3 separate regions of the Homo sapiens genome follow, and all the other regions are linked to region 2. The links are chromatin contacts, found by Hi-C or POLR2A ChIA-PET in ENCODE. All regions are on one chromosome and are shown on one strand. The core of a region is the stretch at or near the end of the contact, and the rest is flanking DNA. Distances in the headings are between cores, read along the strand shown. Region 1 holds the start of B3GALT6 (beta-1,3-galactosyltransferase 6). Region 2 holds the start of NADK (NAD kinase). Region 3 holds the start of MORN1 (MORN repeat containing 1).

The links. A loop is a pair of places that touch in the nucleus more often than their neighbours do. ChIA-PET counts read pairs that join two places held with the same protein, here RNA polymerase II (POLR2A). Pooled maps may share reads with other maps.
Region 1: a loop to region 2 is called in a pooled map, with 32 times the contacts of the local background. The contact joins the promoter of B3GALT6 here to the promoter of NADK in region 2. A Hi-C loop is called at or near these places in 2 of 37 single-sample maps with no recorded cell type and 4 of 50 pooled maps.
Region 3: a map of CD8-positive, alpha-beta T cell shows a loop between it and region 2 (5-fold over the local background). The contact joins the promoter of MORN1 here to the promoter of NADK in region 2. A Hi-C loop is called at or near these places in 1 of 168 maps with a recorded cell type or tissue (CD8-positive, alpha-beta T cell), 2 of 37 single-sample maps with no recorded cell type and 8 of 50 pooled maps. POLR2A ChIA-PET finds 5 or more read pairs at or near these places in 1 of 52 experiments (PC-9).

The regions. Positions count from the first base shown.
Region 1 is chr1:1,230,681-1,233,624 of GRCh38, forward strand. B3GALT6 (beta-1,3-galactosyltransferase 6) reads left to right here and starts at 1,557. Exons shown (of 1, transcript NM_080605.4): 1 at 1,557-2,944. The coding sequence starts at 1,599. The coding sequence ends at 2,588. It overlaps SDF4 (stromal cell derived factor 4), which reads right to left and starts at 1,321. Exons shown (of 7, transcript NM_016176.6): 1 at 1,212-1,321. RefSeq lists a silencer at 799-1,658 and enhancers at 1,275-1,956, 1,957-2,638.
Region 2 is chr1:1,777,156-1,780,429 of GRCh38, forward strand. NADK (NAD kinase) reads right to left here and starts at 1,315. Exons shown (of 12, transcript NM_023018.5): 1 at 1,134-1,315. RefSeq lists a silencer at 831-2,030 and enhancers at 3,091-3,260, 3,271-3,274.
Region 3 is chr1:2,389,964-2,393,191 of GRCh38, forward strand. MORN1 (MORN repeat containing 1) reads right to left here and starts at 1,591. Exons shown (of 14, transcript NM_024848.3): 1 at 1,495-1,591; 2 at 1-33. The coding sequence starts at 1,570. RER1 (retention in endoplasmic reticulum sorting receptor 1) reads left to right here and starts at 1,878. Exons shown (of 7, transcript NM_007033.5): 1 at 1,878-1,995. RefSeq lists silencers at 1,164-1,293, 1,454-1,523, 1,654-1,763, 1,864-2,163 and enhancers at 1,587-1,881, 1,750-2,622.

The DNA of each region.
Region 1 (2,944 bases), core at 307-2,806, 550 kb before region 2:
ACTCCTGACCTGAAGTGATCCTCCTGCCTCGGCCTCCCAAAGTGCTGGGACTATAGGCGTGAGCCATGCACCCGGCCTGATTTTCTGAACATGGCTGAGGGCTTTTCCCTTCCCTAGTGGTGGCATAATTCTATTCCTGTCGTCCCAGATCGCCTGACCAGGGGAGAGTCCTGGATAAGAACCAAGACACCTCCTCCTGGTGCTGACTCCACTAACTACAGTCGTAAAACACACGCTGTGTGCAAAGAGACTGTACTTTGTTCCTAGAGAAAATAAAGCTAGTTCTTGATTCTACATATCTTGATGAGTTACACGGTTTACTTGAGGCAGGAGGATCGTGAGACCAGCCTGGGCAACACAGTGAGACTGCGTCTCTTTAAAAAACAAAAACAAAAAGATAAGACCCTGTCTCGAAAAAGGGGGAATAAAAAGTAACCCAAAAGTAACTATAAATATCAGGAGTCCATCAAGTGGCGCTTCCTCTCCTGGCTTCAGAGTATCTATTCATCACGGTGTGCCAGGTTCGCAGCACAGCGGAGCGGGCCGGTCCCACCGGAATGGGGTTTCGACTTCGCCATCCCCTAGCAGCTCAGTTCCCAGCAAGGAATCAACACACCCTTGCAAAACGGACGTGGGAAACAGCTTAGGCAGAGACGCTATTTCTTTGCCATCCCTGGGCTTCAGCTCTGGTGGAACGAGGCTATTTCTGGCAGTTAACAACACACACGGTTAGATTCTAAAAGCTCAACAGGGTTCATAACACCGCCTCTGAGCCAGACATCAAGGGCTCCACACAGCCGACTTCACATCTCCAAATCCTACTAACTGGGGATGAGGGTCCACGCGGTTCAGAAGCGGAAGCGCAGGCGCAGGGAAGCGGGGCAGCTTGTCCAAGGTCGCCTCGCCGATAAACGCGAGTCCAACCAGACCCCTTGGGCCTCCGTTTCCCGGTGGCATTCGTAGGTTTTGGCCAGTAGGAGACCAGACGTGCCGGCGGCCGGGGAGGCCAGCGTCGTCGGCCTGTCCCTGCCCCCGGGAACCCCGGGAGCCCCGGTGGCGGCGGAGTCTCGCCAGGGCTCAAGGCCGAGCGGACGGACGATGCCCCAGCCCAAGGCGGGAGGCGGCGGCGGCCTCCAGACCCGCCCTCGCCGTCCGGCCGGCGTACACTTGGCCCCGCGGCCTGCAGCGGCCGTCCCGGGCCCCTCACTCACCGGTCTGCCTCCCCGCGCTCGGGATCCGAGGACCGGAGCGAAGCGTCAGTGACGCCGCCAACGGGCCCGGATCAGGCCACTGCCATCTTTCTTGCGGGCGGGGGCGGTGCGAACGGGCGCGACCTCACGGAGGGGACGCCGGCGCCACCATCTCTCCTCCGGGCGGAAGCGGTCGCGGGGCCGCTCCGAGGTTGACCAATGACAAGGGTGCCCGAGGCCACGTGACGGCCGCCGATTGGCCGCCGGCCTCCGAGCGCCCCGGGGCTCGGCGTCTGCGGAAGGCCCCGGCGCGCTCCCAGGAGCGCCGTGCGCACGCGCACCGCCCCGAGCCGGCGGCGCCTGCGCACTCGCGAGTCCGGCCTGGGCCGCCGGCCCGGCGCGGGCGCCATGAAGCTGCTGCGGCGGGCGTGGCGGCGGCGGGCGGCGCTAGGCCTGGGCACGCTGGCGCTGTGCGGGGCGGCGCTGCTCTACCTGGCGCGCTGCGCGGCCGAGCCCGGGGACCCCAGGGCGATGTCGGGCCGCAGCCCGCCTCCCCCCGCGCCCGCGCGCGCCGCCGCCTTCCTGGCAGTGCTGGTGGCCAGCGCGCCCCGCGCCGCCGAGCGCCGCAGCGTGATCCGCAGCACGTGGCTTGCGCGGCGCGGGGCCCCGGGCGACGTGTGGGCGCGCTTTGCCGTGGGCACGGCCGGCCTGGGCGCCGAGGAGCGGCGCGCCCTGGAGCGGGAGCAGGCGCGGCACGGGGACCTGCTGCTGCTGCCCGCGCTGCGCGACGCCTACGAAAACCTCACGGCCAAGGTGCTGGCCATGCTGGCCTGGCTGGACGAGCACGTGGCCTTCGAGTTCGTGCTCAAGGCGGACGACGACTCCTTCGCGCGGCTGGACGCGCTGCTGGCCGAGCTGCGCGCCCGCGAGCCCGCGCGCCGCCGCCGCCTCTACTGGGGCTTCTTCTCGGGCCGCGGCCGCGTCAAGCCGGGGGGGCGCTGGCGCGAGGCCGCCTGGCAACTCTGCGACTACTACCTGCCCTACGCGCTGGGCGGCGGCTACGTGCTCTCGGCCGACCTGGTGCACTACCTGCGCCTCAGCCGCGACTACCTGCGCGCCTGGCACAGCGAGGACGTGTCTCTGGGCGCCTGGCTGGCGCCGGTGGACGTCCAGCGGGAGCACGACCCGCGCTTCGACACCGAATACCGGTCCCGCGGCTGCAGCAACCAGTACCTGGTGACGCACAAGCAGAGCCTGGAGGACATGCTGGAGAAGCACGCGACGCTGGCGCGCGAGGGCCGCCTGTGCAAGCGCGAGGTGCAGCTGCGCCTGTCCTACGTGTACGACTGGTCCGCGCCGCCCTCGCAGTGCTGCCAGAGAAGGGAGGGCATCCCCTGAGCCGCCGCGGCCCGGCCCTCCGGGACACCTGCTTCACCCGGCGGCGCCTTGGGGCAGGTGCCGAGCGGGCGCACTACGCCCGGGCCCCAAGGCCCCCGTCCCGCAGCCACGCTTGTGGTCGCTGCGTCCCGGTCTGCGTTTGGGAGACCCCTGGGGGTTGCCGGGGCAGCGCGCCGTGTCCAGGTGGAGGTGCCCGTTCCTGGACCTCAGCGAGCCTGAGCCGGGCCCGGCCGCACGCTGACCCCCGTGCTGTCCCCGACCGGCTCACGGGGCTGGGCTCCGATCTTCCGTGTCTCTTATCAGTGGCGTTTCTCACGTCTGCGTCTCAGATCTAACGTGGTTTCACATCAATCCGC
Region 2 (3,274 bases), core at 65-2,564:
CGGTGGCACCTGTGATTCCTCAAGTAGCTTGGAATCAGCGTGCTAACACCATAAAGTGGCTGCAAAAGTCCCAGTGAAGTCACTGCTGAGAGCAAACAGGCCTTACAGAGAAGTTCCAAGGGGACAGGAAATTTCCAGAGGCTTGAGAGGACAATGTTCAGGGGAATAAGTACTTGAAGGGAATTATCTAACAAGGTGTTAAAGTAACTAGCTTCTTAGACAAGATGACATCAGGAGGAAAAAAAAACTTATTAAGGCAAACATGTCAGTTTCAGGCCAACTAAGGCTGTCAGAGAGACATGGAACACAAGAAGAGAAGAGTTTTGAAATGTATTCCCATCAAGAGCCAAGAATAATGAACTTTTGAATGTAAAACTTAGTGTGTTCCAAAACAAGAAAGGAAAAATAACTTGTTACTCGGAATCGAAGCCAAAAGGAATCTCATTGCTTGGGGAGGAGGGATGGGAGGGTGGGGGTGGTCCTTGGCCTGGGAAGGAAAACTCCACCAGGCCTTCGGAGCTGGGCACGCCCTGTTCCCACAATTAAGAAAAAAAACGACGACCTAGAGCTCAAGGCCGGTGCTGACATCTGACCTACTGGATGGCAGCCGCCTGTAGGAACATCACCATAGACTATTGGAATTTTCTGGCAAGTACTGGGCACTAAATCAGAGATGTGTTTTTAGAGAATTCCATGCCAATACTGCTGTATAGAATCTTTTATTCATACTTTCCCACTAGGTTTGGGCCCCTCTAAGCTTTCACGAGTCAAAGACCCCTCCTGCTTGCTGAAACCACCCACGGAAGGCCGGACACCGAGGACCTGGCCGCCCAAGCAGAGGCGACTGACAAGCGCGGTCCGGGCTGGACGGCCCCACCTTCCCCGCCCGGGAGAGCCAGGCCGGACAGCGGCCTCCCTCAGACCCGTCCCCAAGGCCGAGCCTCGCCCTGGGCCGTGCTGGTGCCCCATTCGGGACGGAGCGGTGGCCCGTCAGCACTTCCACGGCCTCCTCAGCAGGCCAGATGGGCAGGGCCGGCCTGGTGTCTCCCCGCCTGGCCGCGCGCTCGCGGGCAGCGATGACCCCAGGCAGCGGGCGACCCCAGGCGGACGGCAGGCCGGGTCTGCTCACTCACCGTTCGCTGCCGCGGGCGCCTGCGGGGGCGTCTACATGCCGGACCGAGCCCGCAGGCCCCGCCGCCGCGCCGCCGCCAGCCGTCGCTACCTGGCCCTTGGCGCCCTGGCCGCCTGTTGCCCCATGGCCGCCCGGACCCCGGCGCCGGCGCCGCCGAGCAGCAATGCGCCGCGCCCGCCCACTGCGCAGGCGCACCCGCCACGCATGCGCGCTGCCGCGCACGTGGGGCGTCCCGCGCGTCTGCCGGGTCCCACCGGCGCCGGGACACCCCGCGCGGGCGGGAGGCGGCGGGCGTGGCGGGAAAGAGGCGGGCGGTGGGGAAGAGGGGCGAATCGCGGTGGAGAGCAGTGACCAGGGAGTGGAGGCGGGCAGCGGGGACAGGGGCGGGCGTCCGCGACTCGGGTAGGCGGGGGTCGGCGCCCCGAGGAGGGCGGCCCCCGGCTCCCGTCCCCACTCACCTGCCGCGTCCGGAGGGCGCCCCCGGGTCCGCCCGCCACGTCTACGCCTAGGCGCCCCCGACATTGTGATCCCAGCCCGGCGTCCCGCCCCCAACTCACCGCCACCGCGGGCGGGACCTCCCGGACCACGTGGGCCGGCTCAGGGGAGTGCAGGTGCCCCGCGAGAGCTGGCCCCGCCCGCCGCCGCTTCCCTAATTACCGGGCTGTGACACGGTGTGGGCCGAGCCGGATTTGGGAACCGAAACTTAGAGCAGCTGCGGCAGCGCTGCGCTCCCTCGGGGCTGTCCGTCGGGGCTGGGAGGGCGGCCCTGCGCCTGGGGGAACCGCGATCGGCCTCACGCCCACCTCTAGCGGCCAGGTGCGCCTTGCACGCCCACGAACGTCCTCAGAGGTCTACGCTTGGGATCCCAAGGCTGGCAGTGGAGGGAGGACCCGGTGGCCTGGGGCACCTCTAGGGGGACCAGGGAGCCGTGTTTTGCGCACCCCACAGGCTGGAGGACTCGGGGAGTTGGGGGAGGAGGCCAAAGCCACAGGAGCGGACTTTGTAGTGTTTGTTGGAACTGCGGGTCCCACCCAGCCCGCACTTGCTGAACTGGTGGCTGCTCATCAGCGCCTTCAGGCCTCAAATATCCCAATAATGTGCCCTATACCCAGTTCTCAGCTCTCGAGTCACTGTCAGGTAAACTGGCAATGCACGACCAGCTGCTCTAACCTGCTGGTCCCCCAGGTGCCAGACATTGTTTTGTTTTTCTGAGATAGTGTCTCATTCGTCCCCCAGGCCGGAGTCCAGTGGCGGGCTCACGGCTCACTGCAGCCTTGACCTCTCAGGTGCAAGCGATCCTTCCACTTCAGCTTCCCTAGTAGTTGGGACTACAAGTAGGTCCCGCCACACTCGACTACTTCATTCATATATATATATATTTGTGTGTGTGTGTGTGTGTGTGTGTAGAGATGAGGTTTTACCATTTTGCCCAGGCTGGGTCTCAAACTTCACCCGCCTCGGCCTCCCAAAGTACTAGGATTATAGGCGTAAGCCACTGCACCTGGCCCAGCCATTGTTTTCTGAGGTTCAGTCCCTGTCTATACTTTCTGTGTGATCACCTGGCCCAGGGTCGGTGTGGACCTGAGTCCTCTGCAGCCCTTCCCCACACCCGCATACCTGCTCTCTGGTCAGGACTCCTGGGACTTGAATCCAGAGACACGGAACACGGCCTGGCCAAGTCTTCCTGAAAAACACAGCTCTTCAGTTCAGGACCACAGTGAAGTACAGGGCACCAAGGGTGACTGGAAAGGGAAGCAAGGATCATGAGAACTTGGGGGATTTCTTAAGCTCTGTAACTTCTCCCGGGGTTATTTTGCAAACCCAACTGTTTCAAAGTGACCACCAGCCACACCCACAGAAGCGGCCTTGAGCTGCCCAGTTCTTTTTCTTTGGCGGGGGGAGAGGGGGCGGATAAGATCATTAACATAATAATGCGTGAGCTGAGTTTTTGCATATGATCATTAGCATAATAATGCTTGATCTAGATGGCGCACCCACAAGCCAGGCACTGAGCCAGGCCTCAGTAGAATCTTCTAGAGTGGAGGCAGTCAACTGCTTCTGCAGAGGCAACCAGTGACTGTCGTGGGCCCCAGGTCACACAGCAGGTGCCCTTCGCGTGTCCCGCTGTGTAGGGAGCTCCAG
Region 3 (3,228 bases), core at 341-2,840, 610 kb after region 2:
AGAAGGAATTTGGGTATACGTAGACACCATAACCTGAGTATTGAGAAGACACACACAGGTAAGCACAGACACAGAGATGAGGGATGCTCTCCAGTGCTGAAGGAGGGAGTGCAGCTCCCTTGAGGGCCTTCAAGGGGTTGGTACACGTCACCTTCAGCAGACCAGAGGCGACCTGTGGGGCTCATGAGCTCTCCTGTCGACTGTTGGGCCATTCATTTGCTCATTTGTTTATGTGACAAGGATGAGGACCTACTTGGTGCAGAGAAGACAGGCCCAGTAAGAGGAGGGCTGGCTTGAAACAACTGCAGGTCCTTGAGAGACCAGAGGTGCTCGGGAGGTGGTGAGGAGCAGGTTGGGAGCCTTGTTGCAGGAGATGAGTGAGCCAGGGGAAGGCAGAGCGGCAGTGTCAGTGAGGCACACAGGGGAGGAGCAGACTCTCCCATCCCCTGCCGTGGCCCTTCAGTGGCCTCCTATCGCTGGGGAGAAAATCCACACTCATACCCAAGGATGGCCTGGCCGGCTTCATCTCCTCCTAGTTGCTGGGTGTGCCACCCGCCAACTCCTGCAGTTCCAGGAATGGGCAGGGCTCCCTCCCTACCAGCTCCTCAGGCACATTTTGTGGGCAGGGTTTATGGGAAAATGTCGGGGAGGAGGGCAGGGGGTTACTACAGGCTACTGTATCTGTCCCAAATCAGGGTCAGGTTCTACCTGAAGATAGTAGTGTTAGCTCTGAGTTCATTCCAGACCCGTTTATTTGATTCTAGAAACAGTTCCTATCAAAACCTGCTCTTTTTTTTTTTTTTGAGACTGAGTCTTGCTCTGTCGCCCAGGCTGGGGTGCAGCGGCGCGATCTCGGCTCTCTGCAACCTCCGCTTCCTGGGTTCAAGCGATTCTCCTGCCTCAGCCTCCCGAGTAGCTGGAACTACAGGAGGCACCACCCCGGGCCAATTTTTGTATTTTTTAGTAGAGACCGGGTTTCGCCATGTTGGCCACACTGGTCTCGAACTCCTGACCTCAGGTGATCCACCCGCCTCGGCCTCCCAAAGTGCTGGAAGTACAGGCAAAAACTGCTTTTGAAACGCGTCCTAGCGTTTCTGGACAGCACCGGCCAGGAAGTCAGGAGGCTTGGTGCTGCTCCTGCGCCTGCCCTCGCCCCAAGTCCTGGGCTTCGGGATCCCCATGGCAACCCCAGGTCCCGCTGGCTGTGAGGCTGCGGCCGGAACCCGGTCTTCCCGGCTAGGAGCCCGCGGGGGGCGACCCCCTGCAGGGCTTGGCCTGCTGCGGGAGGAGGGCTCGGGGAAGGGTGCGAGCCGAGCCCGAGGCGCACGGCGAGTCCTGTGGGAGTGGGGGACGCGGGGGCGGCCCTGGCTCCGCCGCGGCACCTGGACCTCTACTTTCCGAGGTGAGCATTTGGGGGTCGAGGGCGTAGAGCGATCGCACCCTGAATGGAGCCCAGGGCAGCCAGCGACCTGTCCCGTGGCCCGCAGTCGTTACCGTTCCGGGGCGGCCGCCTAGGCGGGTCCCGACGCGGCCCGCGGGAGCTCGGGGTGCCCTCGCCCGCCGCTGCCATCTTGCCGCCGAGGGTTCTCTTAGCGACCAGCAACGCCCGCTTCCATTGGTCTTTGTCGCAAGGGGGGGTGTGGCCACGGGCCTAGTCCCTGAGCCCGCGCAATCTCTGGAGCGAAGCTAGCCGGGCCCGGAGCCAGAGGACGCAGCTGCGCCTGTGCGCGTTTCCGCCGCTGTCGTCTCTTCCGCCGGGAGGCCCGCCCGCCAACGGCCTGCGCGTCTGCGCCGGAAGCGGAAATGGTTGGAGCCCTTGGCCCCGCCCTCGCGCCATCTTGGGGGCCCTGGAGGCGGCGCCGCGGAGGACGGAGCGGAAGTGCTCGCTGCAGCTTCCCGGAGCCGGAGCGCAGCGCCTGCGGCCGCCCGTGCCCCGCCGTCCTCCTTCCCGCGGCCGTGAGGGAGACCGCGGCTCGGCCGTAGCGGAGCTGCGAGGTGCCAGGAAGGGCTGCGTGGCGCGGGAACGGCCGGGCAGCGCCGCCTCCGCTTCTTCCGGGCTGTCAAGGCCGCGGGCGGGCGGGGCCGCGCTGAGGGCCGGGCGGGGAGGGCCGTCGGGGCCCGGGTGGCCGCGGGGACCGTGTTCCCGACCCGCGGCCCTGAGGGGTACGGGTCGCGCCTCGGGGTCGGGCCCGGGACGGGGTGCTGGGGGGTGCGGCGGAGCCCTGGGGCCTGCGAGGGTCGGGGGAGCGGGAGAGGGGCCGGGCGGGGGCTGCAGCCCTCGAGCCACCCGGGCCGCATCTCGTCCGCATCCCCTGCTTGGCATCTGGGGGAAGCGGGCAGTCGCGGCCCCCACAGCGCTGCGAGTTGGGCTGTATTCCAGAGTAATGTGCCCTGTCCCCATCCTGCGTCCAGGTCAGCGCTTATCTGTAGGATTTAGTGTTAAGCTCTGGGGTGAAGGCGTTACTGACGGGCTGAAGGGAAACTAGTTACATCGGTTTTGATCGTATTCTAAATAGGCAATAAAATCATAAATTCTCCAGGCTGACTTAGTACTGGTCTGTGGCCCCACTGATAAAGGTATCGTTCGTTTCTCTGCCAGGTGTCTCACAGCACAGAGGGCTGCTTTCAGCCTAAGTACCTTCAGTGGGCTTTTGCCCTTTTCCCTTTATGAAGAGTAGAGACTGGCCGCTAGTCCTGGAAGCACTTTATTTTTAGTTGAGTTGACATTTCCCAGGAAGATGCAGTTATCCCCGTAAGTGGATAAAGGGTTCTCAGTAATTCAGACTCTCACATGGCTTCTGCCGTATGCCTGAGGTGACGGCGACGGCGGTAACAGTGTGTCAGAGCCAGGTGGAGATATAAGATGGTCAGGCCCAGAGGAGCGGGGAGCCCAGGCTGGAATGTGGCCTTGGGAAGGAGGAAGAGACGGGGTCTGGGAGGGCATTTCAGAGGACTGAACAACACCAGAGGCGTGAAGCTTGGTGCACGGCAGCCGGGGGCTTTCTTAGTCCCGGAGGAATTGGGGATGGGGACGTGAAGAGAAAGGTGGGAGCCAGACTGTCAATGCTCCCGGACGCCAGGCAGAGGACTTCATCCTTTCCACGTGCAGAGTGATGGACCACAGATGTGGATGAATGTGACGGGCCTGGAACAAGGCACATAGAGAGTCTTACACTTTCTGGCACGTCCTCATGGTCTCTGCTTGGACTGGTTTTATCTCCCTTTCTG